Regions from separate parts of the Homo sapiens genome. Here region 2 is linked to region 1. The links are chromatin loops, found by intact Hi-C in ENCODE. Cell type or tissue: mammary epithelial cell. All regions are shown on one strand. Region 1 overlaps ADGRL3 (adhesion G protein-coupled receptor L3). Region 2 overlaps ADGRL3 (adhesion G protein-coupled receptor L3).

Region 1 (8,000 bases):
ATAATCGTATTATATTATACTGTATTTCTTAAATACATTTCCTTCTACTTCTGTAATCATGACATTTGGAGATTTTAGAAGAGGTATCCAAATCTTACAAAAAAAATGTTTACAATTAAGAAAAACTCTGTTCAATAATACCTTAATCGACCATTTCTGTGATTACAAGAAATCCCTGTAACCTAAATGCTTTTTTGTCAGTTAAATACTGCACTGTTGTCAGAAACTGAGAAAATAGAAATGGTCTCTAAAGGGTATGGCACTCCAGATCATTTTAAGATAATCAACTTTCAGATCTTAAAATTCAATGTAGTCCCTTTTTTAAAATGAATTTGCCTCAGAAGACACTTAAAAGATCAAGAATCACTTCTGTAGCCTTTTTCAAAATCACAGCTTTTTCCATTTTATAATAGAAATTCCTCTCAGCTATCTAGAATGTCACTATGATATACTGCCTACAAGAATGAAAAAACAAACAAATTGGTATTTAAACTATTTATTTATCTGTATACTATTAACATCACTTCCATCTATGTAACTGAAAATTTTATTACCAATATTTTCTATTTTATAATAATACTTATCAAAAAATAAATGCATTTTATGTAATTTTGATCAATTGGATACTACTATTACATGTAAAGATAAGTCAATATAGAGGAGGCTTTTAAAAAAACACTTAAAGCTTTATAGTTCCATGGAAAATATAGACTGTTGAATATTCACATGCTAAAAAGAAGCTTGAGAGAGTAAACAAGTAAATACTTGCAAGCACAGAAGCATATTACTATAAGATACAATTTTGTGAAATAATTCCAAAGGAATAATGAATTCAAGCAGTAAAAAGGACAAAGTAAAATATCAGCCTGTTAAAAAGACATTGTTCAGGGATGTTTTTAGTTGAATAATGGTAAATATCTAATATATACTGTATTTAAGTCCTACTGAATCAATTTAAAAAAGTGACTGTCAATGTTTCCAGTGTTCTAAAATATATTCTTTGCAACTTTAAAAATTTGTAATGAAAATGTTTTCAATGTTAATCTAAAACATTAAAGAGGTACATCATGAATTTAAAAATTCCTTCGGGTGGTAAATGAAAAAAATCTTTCAAAACCACTGTTTTATTATTTTTTTAAATCTTTGTAGGAATTATCATCCTCCCTTATCAACTTCATTTTAAATGTCATTAAAATGAACCATATTACATGAATGTCTTCTTAATTGTACCATAGCACAGAACCTTGCTCATAGTTGCTAAACCAGCATTTCTTTAATTTGGTAAATTCCCCAAAGAGGAATACTACCTTTTAATATAGAAAGTTAAATTATTTCCTGCAGCATATATTTATATTCGAAGTCATAATTCAAAATTTTAAAACAAGGAGTACTTATCTATAAAGAAGCAAATAAATATGCAGTCATTATAGGAACTCAGATTTCAGGAAAGCACATGGATTATTTTCATTGATTTAAGAATTTAATCATGTTACTCAGTATTACTAACAACAAAAAAGGCAGTGTCTATCTGTTACTGGTAGGAAAACCAATGCTGAGAGAAATAGTTGACCCTCCTGCAGACAATTAGGCTACTACTAGATCCTGTAGCAGCTAAATACAAAATATTACCTGGAATGAGTCAAGGCATTTAAAAGAATGAATGCCCTTCCCTAGATGCTAGTATTCTGACTGATTTCTGGAATGCTCAGCATGGACTTGAGAAACATGTAAAGGTTTTGGAATTTTATCCATTGTATTATGACTTAAAAAAATTATTTATGTAGTAATGCAAATTATGTTAATGTTTACTCTTTCATACTCCCATTAGGAGTATGATTTATAATACGTGGATAATTTTAAAAAGTTACAAGGGATATGCTGAATTTAAATTAGCCCACCTTATTCAGTGTGTAAAATCTATAATGATAAATAAAGCATCCGGCTGATAGAAAGCATAAGTAATAATACTTCAGAGTGCTGGGGGTTTGTTTTTTTTTGTTTTGTTTTTAAAACAAACTAAATATAATAAAATTAATTATTATTGTCATGACATAAACATATTGTCTTCTTTGACTTCATATGCGTATAGAGTTTCAGACCTTGGAATTATCTTTGACTTCTCAAGTAAATCATCCTATGCCCTAAATGAATTTCTATACTACTTGTTCCCTTGGCACTTGTATTTTGTGCAACATTCTTACGCTGTAAACTATAAATGACCTTGAAAATAGGGAACATTTAGACCTTAAAAGATTCATATGGCCAAATTTATTTATTCTCTTTATCTATCCTAATATTTTACAACAAAGAATAAAATGCTGTTAGGATAGTGTAAAAGCAAATTTTAATGTAAAACAAGACTTGAAATGCCTAAGAGAGCACAGGCCCCTACTGGAAACACAGACTTGAATCATACACACAAAAACACACCTACCCACACACAAACTAAAACTGACCAATGCTTCTAAGGAGAACTACATGGGTCATGAGAGCTTATTAACAAAAGTCTTTACTTAGTCAGAAATGGCTTCCCGGTACTGAATACTTACTATGTGCTTGTCCTTGCTCAAAACACTTGGCAAAGGTTAATTCATTTAATACTCATAATAATTCTTTAGGGAACACACTGTTATTATCAGTTGACTTTACAGGTGAGGAAACTGGGCACAAAACAATTAATTTCCTAACAATACATCACTGTCATAAAATCACCTAAAGGCAAAAGAGCAATCCACACCAGGCAGGCTGGCTCCAGAGCCCTTACCTTAAACTAGAAGGTAATACTGCCCTTCTAAGATCTGAGGACTGAGTAGGAGTCAATTAAGTATATGGGTAGTGGGCTTCCCAATAGGAACATAGAAAATTCTAATATTCTAATGGTTCCTGGAGCTGGGAAAGAGTCATATGACTAAACCCAGACAAGTAGAGCGTACAGTCTAGAGCTCTGAGTCCGGCTCAAGGTACACACACAAAATAAGAAGAGTTTCATTATAACTTTGTATATATACTTTATTAACCTATTTTAATTTTATCTTTCATTTTCCCTGTTACTTGAGAAATGGGGAGATCTGTCAATAGAAGGGAGTGGTTATATCGATAAAACTAAAGCAGACAAACTAGACGTCTCTTTTTCCCTTGGTTGAGTCTGTGGTGTAGACTCTGATAAACAACATTCACTCTCTTTATGCCAGCCACTGGAACAGAGCCTTTTTTATTAAGTCCATTAAACAAGAAACCATGGTGTCTCACAATTGTTAATAATTATCTTAGTCCTATTTTCCAGCCTCTATGGCAAGACTCTCAGTTCTGTCTCTCCACTATTTGTAACATACACATTCATAAGATGCTATTATTTTGGACAAAGGGAAAGAATTTTTAACTCGTTTGAGGTTAAGGCTTTGATAAAGTGAAATCTTATCTAAACTCTAATCATCCTGTATATTACACACTATTTAGGACACTCAGAAAAAGACTTTTAGAGAAAAATGGTTCCTTTCAGGCTGATATGACAAAAGCAGATCTGTTGGAAAAAAGAGATCCTTCTCTAGCCATCAAGTACCGGATTTCCAGCTGCACCTCACACTGAGTCACCAAACCCACAAAGTCAGGAAAAAAGCTGAAGCTGAGCTACCTGGTATTTATAAGCCTAGTAGTAAAGCATAGTCATGGTTTTACAAAAAGTTGCCGCATTATTGCTTAAGAGACTGTGGCAGCTATACGGGTAGAAGCTGAGGAAATCAGATGGAAGAAATTATGCCAGTGGCAACCGTATTCCAACAATGGGGTTTTTACATTGCTTTTATTTCCTTTTATGTTTAATTCCTTTGCAGCCACCTGTTGCAATACAGACTGCAATGATTTAAAGAGCTGTGGGCCTAAAGCGATTTTTACAACAATGAAGTCTACAGGGGAAAGCCTGTTAGAGAATGGTTATTTATTGCTACCCTAGCACACAAATAAAAGAAAGCAACATGTGTATAAATTTGTCAGAACATCAGTTTATATAGGTTAAATTACTTAATGCCAAATTATTGTATGTTATACATACATAGGACCATTAAGATGTGAATTCTTAAAAAGCAATATTTTATAAGGATAGTAACAGATGTTTGAAGAAAAGAACAAGTAATATGATGTAGTTAGGCATTTTGCATCAATATTTAATTTCTTAAATTAAGGATAATTATTTCATCTGTACTACTGAAAATTAATCAAACTTTACAAACAGGATAATAAGGTATCATATAATTATGAGGTGATTTACCTATATTCACACAAACTTTGATAAGAAAACCAGAGATCATATCCACTTCAGAGTGTTTCTACTTTAAATGAGAATGCTTTTCATGGACACAGTTTTTAAAGTTATTATTTTTCATCTATATCTGTCTCAGTCTTCACTTATTTCTCTCCCTCCCTCCCTTCATCTCTCTCTCTCTCTCTCACACACACACACACCCACATCTGAAATGCAATCAGACTTCTCATTAACTTGTTCTTTTATTCAACATTCAACATATATTTCTAGAGTATCAGACCCTATATTAAGCATTGAAACTTTAAATTTATGATTTATAGTACCATAAAATTAATTCCAAGAATAGAACGTGAATGTCAAGTGGAACGGTAATATTATCACGTGCTTTAAGGAAGCTCAACAAGCTTTGACATTGATGTTCAAAAGAGATTGAAACAAAACATATCTAAAATAAAATGCATGCCTTAACATTTTAATGTTTACACTTCTCTTATGAACATTAAAAACATTGGTATTATAATTAGTTGTTTACATAATTGTTCTTTCTGCTTGATTCTGAACTCCTTCAGCTTGCGTCCTATTATTTTCAGCCTCCACAAGACCTAAGTCAGAGCTTGGTGTCACAAGTACTTATCACATATTGATGAATAAATCAATTCATACATAGTTACTTTTAATAGCTACTTTAAAAATGTGTAGTTTCCATGTTTTGTGCATTTGGCTAAATACTTGTAGCATATTTTTTTCATTAAATCTTAACAATAGTTTTATAATTTAGGTATCAGCATCCACATTTCATTAATGTGGCCACTCAAGATAAAAAAAAAATTCTAGGAGCTTGTCTAAAATAACCAAAGCTGACCTTCAAGCTGCAGTTTGTTTGATTTTTAATCCCATTTTATTAATTGATATACAATAGAATTTTCCAAAGTATTATTGGTTTAATCAGCACAGAAAGATGGTGTTCATTCATTCAACAAATATTTATTGAGTGCCTACTTTGCACCATACATGGTACGTCTTAAAACAGAGCAGGAACAAAACAGGAAAAATCTCTGACCTCATACAACTTACAATCTCCTGACGATATTTAATTTTCCAAATAGTACCAGGTCCACTCTTTGGCAATATAATGGCGTGAATAAGGAAATGTAAAATACATTCATGCATAATCTGATTTATGCATCCTCCTGCTCTAGCAAACCAGACAAAGTATAATTTCTACAATGGAATTATAGAATGAACATTTTATTCTTGGTACCTATATTAAATACTAATAATACAAAATGTTTAGGGCTTTTGAAAAGCTATCTTTTCATATAGCAAAAGCGTATGCTGAGTTAATATACATTTTGCAGTCATTTTAGAGACGACAATTTTTCTAAAATTTGTATTCTGATATTATTGGGGATAATCTAGAAATTAGATTGAAAGGAAACAGGTAGTGGAAATTATTTTAAATGTTACTATCAACTTTAAAATACTCTCAAGTTTTCACATTAAAAGTGAGTTGGATTGTTTGTTTATTTATTTATTTTATTTATTTATTATTTTTGAGATGGAGTCTTGCTCTGTCGCCCAGAGCTGGAGTGCAATGGCACTCTGGGCTCACTGCAACATCCGCCTCCCGAGTTCAAGTGATTCTCCTGTCTCAGCCTCCTGAGTAGCTGGGATTACAAGTACATGCTGCCACGTCTAGCTAATGTTTTGTATTCGAGTACAGAGGGTGTTTCACGGAGTTGTCCAAGCTGGTCTCGAACACCTGAGTTCAGGCAATCCACCCGCATAGGCCTCCCCAAGTCCTCGGGTTACAGGCGTGAGACACTGCGCCCAGCCATGAGTTGGATTATTTTTATTTTGTTATGATTATATAACGAAAATATATATTCCATATAAGATATATATATATATATATATTTATATATAATTTTAAAATCCAGAGTCAGTCCAAGTATCCAAGATAAACTATGTTGGTTTGTCCATGTTGGACAAACTTATCAACAGAAAAATTAATTTTAGACAAAATTCTTATCATTTAGCAGTCAGAAATATACACATTCTAGTAATTATTGCATATTTTCTTTTAACATTTAATTTAAAAAATAGAAGACATAGGTAGAAAGTATATTTTTTTCTTTTGGTAAAATACAATATAAATTCATTTTGATTATTAATAGAATGAGGACCAATATGGCTTTGCAATTGTATCTCAATTATATTTAGACATAATTCTGTGTATTGTGTTGGAGTTGAGTAACTCAGAGCTGAGTAACTAGAATGAAGCAATTTCTAAGAACTATACGAACTATTTTTAAAACTTCTCACAAATATTTCATGAAAGCCTACCCATCTTCTTTTGGACATGCTATACTAACTTTAATATGGCAAAATATTTAATAATAAATGAAATGGTATTTAAAGTTTGGGCATATTCTTGTATTTGTATACTTTCTTACGTCTATGCTTATAAACTAAATGTACCTAAAGATATTTTAATTGATATACAAAATACTTTAAACTGCTGCATTAACTAGGCTTTTTCATCAACTATGTGGGTCTTCTGAAATAGTCACAATATTTTAAATTCACTTAAATTTATTTTCCCAATATACTCTGACATCAGGATCCCGTGGTTGAGCATCGGGACCCCATTCCTGAGCAAAACAATTTATCATGGACATTTCTGAAGGAGACCCCAGAGTTTTTTGGTTCAGTTTGAGATTCAGAAGGTAGGGATGTAAGAGAAACGGTTATAATGTTCTGCTGACTAATGTGCCTGTTGAATTGCCAGAAGCATTCAGGCAATATGCCCTAAATACAACCCATTGACTGAGAAGAGGCAGTAAAGTGAAAATGAATTTATGTGCTTCATCCTTAACTAATTTTCTGGGGAACAGATAATTAACAAATACTTTGCATAAAATATGAAGCAATTTCAAATCAAATGGTCAAAACTGAAGAATATCTTCCATATCAGTTATATGCAATTCATGTTCCTGATCCTAACGTTAAAATGGGTATTATGTCATATAGACTATGTAGAAATTGCCATATTAGTTATGTATTATTTTTTAATAATAGAAACATACTTTAAAGACTCTGATTTTCAAACTTTAATTAAAAAATTTTCTAAAAGTCTGAATTAAATGCAAGAGATTTCTGGAGTAAATTAATATTTCAAAATATCATATAAAGAAACAATACAGATCAAAAGTTAAATTTTAGAAATGAAAAAATCCTGGTCAATTGAGGGAGCCTGATTTAGCATGTCCCAGCTAACAACTCTGCACATTTACATTCTTAAGACAGACATTAATGACTCTTGAGTTTCACCCTTTTGCCATATGCCTATATACCCCTTTATTCTAACATGCCAAACTTTTAAAAACTATAGTCAGTTCTGCTACAACACTTGTTTTGAAAATGTAAATTTGTTCCAAAGCAACTGATGTGTTAGGGAATTATATGAGGATAACGCTACTTTTCCATTTGCTATGTGAGCTTTTATAGGCAAGAAGCACTAAGTCATGGATCTACAAACTATGCAAACCTGGTAGGTGGCCTGTTTTTGTAAATAAAGTTTTATTGGAAGACAACCAAACCATTTTTTATTAATTGCCTTTGGCTGCTTTCATGTGTTAAGTAGATGTGCGTAGTTGTAATAGAGATATTCTCTGGCCCTTTGGGGAATGTCTGTTGAGCCCTGCAGTAAGTGTTCAAAGAAATCTGAACCCTACTGAAC
Region 2 (8,000 bases), 53 kb before region 1:
AGTAAGAATTAGAAAAAAAATCATCAATTTAATTAATTGTATATATGAAAGAAAGAATAAGTTAGAACACCTGGCCAAATTTCTGCATTTCTGTACTGGAGACTTACATAAATGGGAAATGCAGATTCTAAAAACAGGAGCATAAGGCAGTCTACGAAAGTTTGATGTTTTATGGACATCATCTGACTTGCCCTTTCTTTTCACCTGAATTTTGTGTTAACGCTTCTATAAATATAACGTAAGTTTCCTCTTTGTATCTGGGATACACTTCAGATCTTTATTATACCACACATTGTTTTAGGTAAGGGGATAGAGAAGAAAAAGGAAGATATTTCCTAGTAATTGACTTATTCTGAGAAGTATCTGTCATTGTATAAAATTTGCTCCTTTGGAACACACATATAATACTTTGAACATGGCAGATGCTCAATAGTTTAATGAAACAATTTAAAGCACATTCTTAATTAAATTTTAAACCAAAATGTTTTGAGCACTAAGTGTCAAAGTTTAGCACCTATTTTCTAGTTATTCATACTCTTTGTGAAAAAATTCAATAGTCAAAAGTATAATTTCTGTAAGTATTTTGAAAAGCTACTCACATGCTTTTTAAAGAGGGAATATAAATTGTAATTTACACCAATAGAAAAAAAGACTGAGCTTATACTATTCTGGAAATACTTGAAGGTCAAGCTCGCACATTTATTTTCAATTGGATACATCCTTCTGGTATTTATACCATTTAGGAGAAAAACAGGGTCTTAAAGAAATTCTTTGAAATTATCTTTAGGGCTACCAAGCATTTAAAAAAAATCTCAATAACTGACCTATTTCCCTAGAGGCCTATTACCTTTCTTCCCACATAAAATAAGAATATGACTGACCCTAGATGCACATAAGAATTCTGAACAGTGATGTGCAAAGAACGTATTATGCATATCAATTAGACTCTAAGTCTTGTCTAAAATGGCAAACCTCACTGAAAGACATAAATAAATGTGAACAGGGGATTTTACCTGAAATAATATTACAGTGTCATATAGAAGAAGGCAGCTAACACAGCACTCTAAAAGCCACATTATATTATTCTCCTGCAGCAAAGAGATACATCCAAAAGGCTGAACTTGTAAGAGTTTTCCGTTGCTGTAGCAAAATTGATCCCTGTTCTTCTGTTAAAATATCTTTCATCTTCATACTTCCCCACAAATTCCTAGACTTCACCTACACACTTCAGACTATAATGTAGTAACAAAATTAGAACCATGTTTTCCAAAAGTTTAGGAGTAAGGAAAGTAAGAACATGAGAAGATGCCAGAAGGATTACTCATCATCGTCTCATATGCATGCACAAGCACACGTACATACACACAGACACACACACACACACGCACAATTTTCAGACCAGTCAAATTCAAAATCAGGAGAATAGAAATTGTTCTGTCAGGAATAAGGCTATGGATGAGTGAAAGTGGGGGAAAATCACTTGGATTCAATGCTACAACAAATGTTTAAGCTGAGTTGAAGAGGAGTTAGGTGGTCTATAGGACATTCCGACCAGCAAAGATAATATTTGCCAAAGGTATATTGGCAAGCATGTTCGTCTGGTAAATTGACGCAACCTCCATGTGGCTGAAGGATAAGACGTGAGGTGATGTGATTTGGAGCAAGAGAGAAAAGTGCTTCCTACTAACTTTGTTAAACTAGATGTAGGCCTTCTGGCTTACAGGTTTTAAAGCAGCCTACATTTACCTTTGTGTTCATCATTTAGCCCAGTGTGAATGACTTCTCTAGTTAGTGATCTCATAATGTGCAAAAGAACTGGCTCCCTCTATTCTCAAATCATGGTGTTACAAGCAAACCAACAAATGAGGTTTTGCCACCCTTTTCCTGCTCCTAACAGTTTATTACATCATCGTACGTAAAATTATGTAAGCTTGGCAATTGTGGTCTTGGATCTTCAACTTTGAAAGCACTTCCTTTTTGATCACAGCTTTTATTTTCAAGAGTCTTAATCAATGAGAACATTAACCATTTTTTCAAGATAAAGCATCACTTTACACTGTCATCAAGGGTTATGCTATTTAATAACCAGTTATAATTAGGCAAGAGATTAATCAAGGTTCATTTTTGAGGCATTCTCAAAAGACACAGGGAGATTACTCTTTGTTATTATTTTACTGAAGTGTGTGCTATGTTACATTATTAATGAGAGCAAATATGGGCAGAGTGGTCTCCTGCTTCTCCAAATTTTGCATTGGAACATTGTACTAAGAACTGAATGAATGTCAAATATATCTAGGCCTGGAAAGACAGCAAAGCTCAAAATTCAGAACCAATCTTGGCTCCACTATATCCCTGCTAGGTATTACTGGGAAGTAGAAGGAACGATTGAATGAAAATCCTAGCAGATATCCTTAATGTTTCTGGACATCTTATCACATCTGGGCCAAAAGAAGATGCCTAACAAATAATAAGGCTACCAGTTATTATTTTTTTATTAAGAATCACTTATGCTAAACACATAACATTTTTAGTTTAGTTTTTTTTTCAGATTTGTATATTGTATTTAAGTTATGTGTCCTTAAATTTGGGGCCAGAAAGTTGGGTTTCTGTTCAATCAGTAAATGGTTGGTTAACAACATCATTATTCCTTGCCTACATTCTCCATCTCCTCCTGTCTTTCTTATCTCAGTAAATGGTACACTCATTTATAATGCAATCTCTCAAGCCAGATACTTGGTTTTCTCCTTTGGGTTTTCCCTCTGTCTTACTCACATGTGCAATGAATATCTAAGTCCTGTTATTTGGCCATCATCATCACTACTATCACTCACTCCTTGAGTCAGACCCACCAATAGAACAGACTCGTCTATTTCTTATCTATCTGCATCAACATGATGAACACTCCATTGGTCTTGAAGACTGTTTTGGTTAATTCTTCAAATGTGTCACTCCTTGCTTAATTCCTCTAAGATCAACTTAATTTTTCCCTCACTACCATCAGGAAAATTTCAAACTCCTCATAGTGTTATACCATTGTGTTCTTCCTGACCAGATCTCTGACCACTTCTCCAGATCATTACTAGACTGATATCTAGAAATTATCCTTGGGACTTCTATGTTTCAATCATCCTGAACTAGGCCCTTGTGTTGCTGTTTCGTCTACTCAGAATAGTATCTTTCTTCTTCCATTTCTGTGCTTGGCAAACTACTACTTGTCTGTTAGGTTGCAGCTTAGAGGCCACTTTATCTTCAGGGGCACCTTCTCTAACCCACCAAATAGACAATCCCCCTACATGCTCCACAGAACTTTATTCTCACCCCTATAATAGGTATTCCTAGTATTGCCTCTGTTACACAGTTGCTACTGTGTGGGCCCTGGGCCAGGGAATGACTAGTGACATGAGTAATTAGATAAAGGATATTTACCTAACCCAATGGGGATTAAATTTCCTTTCTTAGAAATCTGAACTAAGAGGCGAGAAGGCAAGTACCAGTTGGTTGTTGGTGCTCTGGAGGGGAGGAGTGGTGCACAATTCAGGCTGACAGTCACTTATAATGACAATGAGCAGAGAAAGCTGTTGGAAAGATTGAGAAAAACAGAAGAAAAACTGGTTTCACAGGAAAAAAAAATCCCTGGGTGTTATTTCCTGGTATCTAAGGTTTAGTACTCAAGGGTCCTTAGAATTCCATACTATGACACATTCTTAAAACACTATTCCTGCATTTAGTACTCCCCCTCAGACAGACAGACAGACAGACACACACACACACACACACACACACACACACAGAGGTTTATAGAAGCCTCCTCATCTATAAATATTAAAACCCAAGTAGGAAGGAAAAAGTTTTTTTGAAAAAAGATTATAGTAGAGTTTGATGTAATTCTCCAAATGGACTGATCAAATATATAACCCTCTTGTGGAAGCATTTGTGGCTCTTGCAAAAGATGAACTTTAAAATGAGCCCAGAGTAGAGTTTTTCAGATGTTTTGTCAGGACTGAAATGCTTTAGCTGTTTTCCTAGTGAAAAGTTGTACTGGTTTGGCACCACTGTCTGTGTGGTTTGTAGGAACATTATTTGTAGATCTTCTCAATGAACTTTTTTAATGCAGCTGCATGGAGATAAACAATAAACCAAGAAATATGCTGATTGAAAAAAACACATTAACATGCCTTTAGCTTCTAGGGAAAGCCTTGATATCTAGTCATTAACTGGGAAATCTGCCCTCAGACTTCCTTCTGCTTTAACATGCTAAAAAGAAACTTAGGAGAACTATTTTTAAAAATTCTTCATGCTTTGCTGTTTTACCAAGATGTCCTAATTTGTATGAATCCAAATACTCATTAACTCTCAAGTGCTATTAGCTATCAAGAGTCAAATGAATTCAAAGGGGGGAAAAAACAAAGCTTAATTTCAAGCCAATAAGGGCATTTTGTTATGTTGTTATGGCTGCTTTCATTGGATTCCTACTTGCCTGTTTGGCTATCTACAGAACGAACAGAGGTTAATATATTTTTAAGTAATATCAATTTTGTTTTTGAATCAAAGATTGCATTAATATCAGCCTTTATTCTTTTATTTATTTTTGAGCTTTATATTTTTAAAGTATCTTGTTTCTAGAACAGACTTGTTTTTGTTTTATGAAGGTGGAGGAGGGGAGGAAAGGTGAGAACTTGAATTCACTGACATTTTCTTGTTCAAATTCCTCCATGTCTTTTCAATTTAAAGAGCTCAAGATAATGTGATATCTCTTACTTCAATTTCATTTTTAATACCTGTCCAAGCATTCTAGCTGTATATACTGTCTTCCATATTAGGAAAGATTATGCCCCTATAATATTTACTTATTCTTCTTTATTCTTTCTACAGGGAATATTCTAAGATGACCTTTATTCTCTGTCTCCTTGATAAAATTACTTTCACACAAAAGCAACTTTCAAAAAGTATCATCTCATCATGACAGATTAACACAATTCTGTAAGCGCCTTTTAAATCACAAGACGTTTACCTCAGTCTCCATTAAAAATATCACATAAAATTGGCTTGTACTGTCGTTTTCATCTCTGTCCAAAACAGAATATAATACAGCTTTTCTATTTGTAAATTGATTTAAAAATGTGACTTAAAACCCGTCACTGCACTGTAACTTGCCACATACATGCCAAAAACTAAAATCTAGTGATATAGAAAAATCTTATTAAGCTATAAAAACTGGGGAATAAATTCAGTATAAAGTTCTTAGAAACAATGATTCTAATTGATATTCTGAATTTTTGTCAGAAGAGAGAGTTTCCAGCAGCTATGTGTTTGTGTTTACATTAGTTGCTGATTTAAATATTTATAGGATTCATATAAATTAAATATTATTTCTGTATTTCTTCTTAATTCTAGAAAGTCCGATGAATGTACAGGCATTGGAGTTAGTTAACTAATATTCATTATATATTATTGTTTTACAATATAAATCATAAGACAAAGTTATGATGAAATAATTGTGACTGCTGAAGCACATTCTGGGAATAATAAAAGCCCATCCAATTTAGAAAACTTCAAGTTTGAAAAGGTAATACAAATAAAACAGAAAGGGAAAAATAGGAAGTTCTTAAAGAATGTTTACTATCCATTGCCCTTGAATTTTGAGAACACACTGGAGTCCATTCTACAGGCTTCTATGGTATTGCATGGCCTCGCCCACCACTTTGCTGCCTGTCATCACCACTGCTGCTGCCAAACCACCACTACAAGGCAGAAAGGCCAATCTGAATGGAGAGATTGAACGATGTGACTTAGGAGACAGAGCTACGGTGAATGCAAAGTTACACATGCTCTTACTCTGCCTCGTGGCCACAGTAATTGAAGAATTACATTTAACTCTCACGGGTCTCTCAAATCTCAAATGGATTAATGATGCACCTCCCTTAGGTCCTGACTGAAACAAAGTATTCCAACTTATTTTACCAGAGAACTCTTCAACGGGGCTTAGAAGATAAACTCAGCTAATACTGTGATGTTTCATGTTCTTTTGCTAGTATTACTTAATATGTGTATCCCTCTCAAGAAATTCTTGGGTCAGAATAGTGACTGTGTTTTAGGAAAGATTTGATATTCATAGTTCCACTAGCCAAATGCTTCCCAGCTTATTTTCCACAAATAAAGTTACAAATATTATATTCCTTGGGGGAAATGACAGAAATAAGAGTACCCATATGAAGTTTTGTGAGAAAAATAAAAATTACATTGCCTAAATATTATGTAAATAAAAAATAAAATGTAAAGTGTTCGGGAAAAGAGTAAGTACTAAGTTTTGTGCAAATATGACCTAATGCTCCTCACTGGAGCTTTTGGGGCTGGATGCCACTTGCTATACTTTCCAGCTGCAGAGGCAATATTATAGGAAGAATGTTCCGCCATTTTCATAAGAAAATTAGGTTGTTTCAGTAACTATAACTTTTTTACCAAGTTTTACGCTTTAAATGACTAATGTGCAATTCCTAACCAAGACGTCTTAATCATAATCTTTTCAAAATCTTGATAGTTTCCATTGGTGAAAATTTTTTCAAACAAGCAGATGATCAGACATGTTAAAACTTATACAGCCTTTCAAATTTTACAAGAGTTGAAAGTGTCACTAAAAGTAATTTTAAATTTCCTGTGATAATGCAAAAATATTTCAAACCCAATCAAGTATTTTAAATAAAACATTTCAAAATAATGTTGAAGCTCTGATGTAGAACAGGCATGCATTGTATAAGCCTTAAAAAAAAAATGGCCAGGATATCACTAAGTGGTAATATCAGCCACAAAAGTGAATGCAGACAGTAAACTTACAAGAAGACACATTTCGGGCATTTCCTGGGGCTGAGCCTCTCAGGAGCCCCTGCCCAGCCACCCCCAGCCCTCTCTCCCCACCGCTGGCCGCACCTTGCGCTGCAATCTGTGCTCCTTGGGCACCTGGACCGCGAACTCCTCTGGTAGCTCCACGGGGCCCTTGTCCACGATGAGCAGCGGTGCGCTCTGCAGCTGGCTGCTGAAGCAGATGTCTGGGTGGAAGAGCGCCTCCTGGGCTGCGCTCAGCGTGTCGCAATGGAGCAGCAAGGGCAGGATGTCGTTCACTGTGCTTGCCACCTGCGGGGACCGCAGGGCGCACCATCAGACCCCTGCTCACCTCAGTCCCGCCTCAGGGGAGCCCTGGTAGAGGCTATTCCCAAGGCTGCTCTCTGCCGCCGGCTATAGGCCCAAGACTCCAGCCACCCCAGGCCCTACTCAGACAACCCTACAGCTGAGAGGATTACATCTCCTGGCCCCTAGTATAATGCTATCCTAGTTAAACACTATCTTAATTAAGCTAAAAAAAAAAAAAAAACTCATCCTAATCTCTAATAATGATTAGAAAATTAGACATAATTATTGAAAGCACAGTAAGCTACCTGAAAAAATATAAATATTATTTTTATTTTTATAGATTCACAGCACTCTAATGTAAATTAAGGGCACTAATACCTACATAAGTGTAAATAAGAATAATGGTTCCTAAACTCAATTTTTACACAAAATGTTTGATAAGGTAATGGGTAAAGAAAGTCCCAGAAAGGTGTCTTTTGTTTGTTTATTTGTTTTGTTTGATGTATGGTTACACTTATATGGATTGTTTTATACTTATTTGTATGTTTTCAGGTCATTTAACTACCATTTTTGGAGAGGTGCTGTTTTAAGATCTGTGCTGGACGTTAAGGTGAAAAGGATATACACACATTTTTACCATTTATATACACAGTGATTTTACTGACAAATGGTACATATTACATAAATGAGTAAATATGAAAGACCAAGACAATAATGAAAAAAAAGTATACATGATTTTTAAAAATAATTCAGAAAACACCCATGCATTTTATGCTTTGAAAAGAGATATTTAAATATAGGATTTTTTTTGATAAATTGATACATGAGATACACATTTCCCTACACTATTTGCAACTAGTTTAATAAATAGGAAT

What was found. Peaks named below come from ENCODE experiments on the same cell type or tissue, not always from the same donor. Only the 100,000 strongest peaks of a DNase experiment are listed, where the experiment ranks them.
Region 2: a loop joins it to region 1, with 2.3 times the contacts of the local background. A loop is called at or near these places in 3 of 110 quality-filtered maps.

Annotation. Positions count from the first base shown.
Region 1 is chr4:61,463,934-61,471,933 of GRCh38, reverse strand. The region is part of intron 2 of ADGRL3 (adhesion G protein-coupled receptor L3); the gene reads right to left. Among named protein-coding and RNA genes, the nearest start is that of ADGRL3, 270 kb to the right of the region's middle. In mammary epithelial cell, no CTCF peak of the experiment used is centred here; a DNase peak (open chromatin) is centred at 3,623; H3K27ac peaks cover 1,880 bases.
Region 2 is chr4:61,516,443-61,524,442 of GRCh38, reverse strand. It overlaps ADGRL3 (adhesion G protein-coupled receptor L3), which reads right to left. Exons shown (of 27, transcript NM_001387552.1): 4 at 6,925-7,128. Among named protein-coding and RNA genes, the nearest start is that of ADGRL3, 320 kb to the right of the region's middle. In mammary epithelial cell, no CTCF peak of the experiment used is centred here; a DNase peak (open chromatin) is centred at 3,392.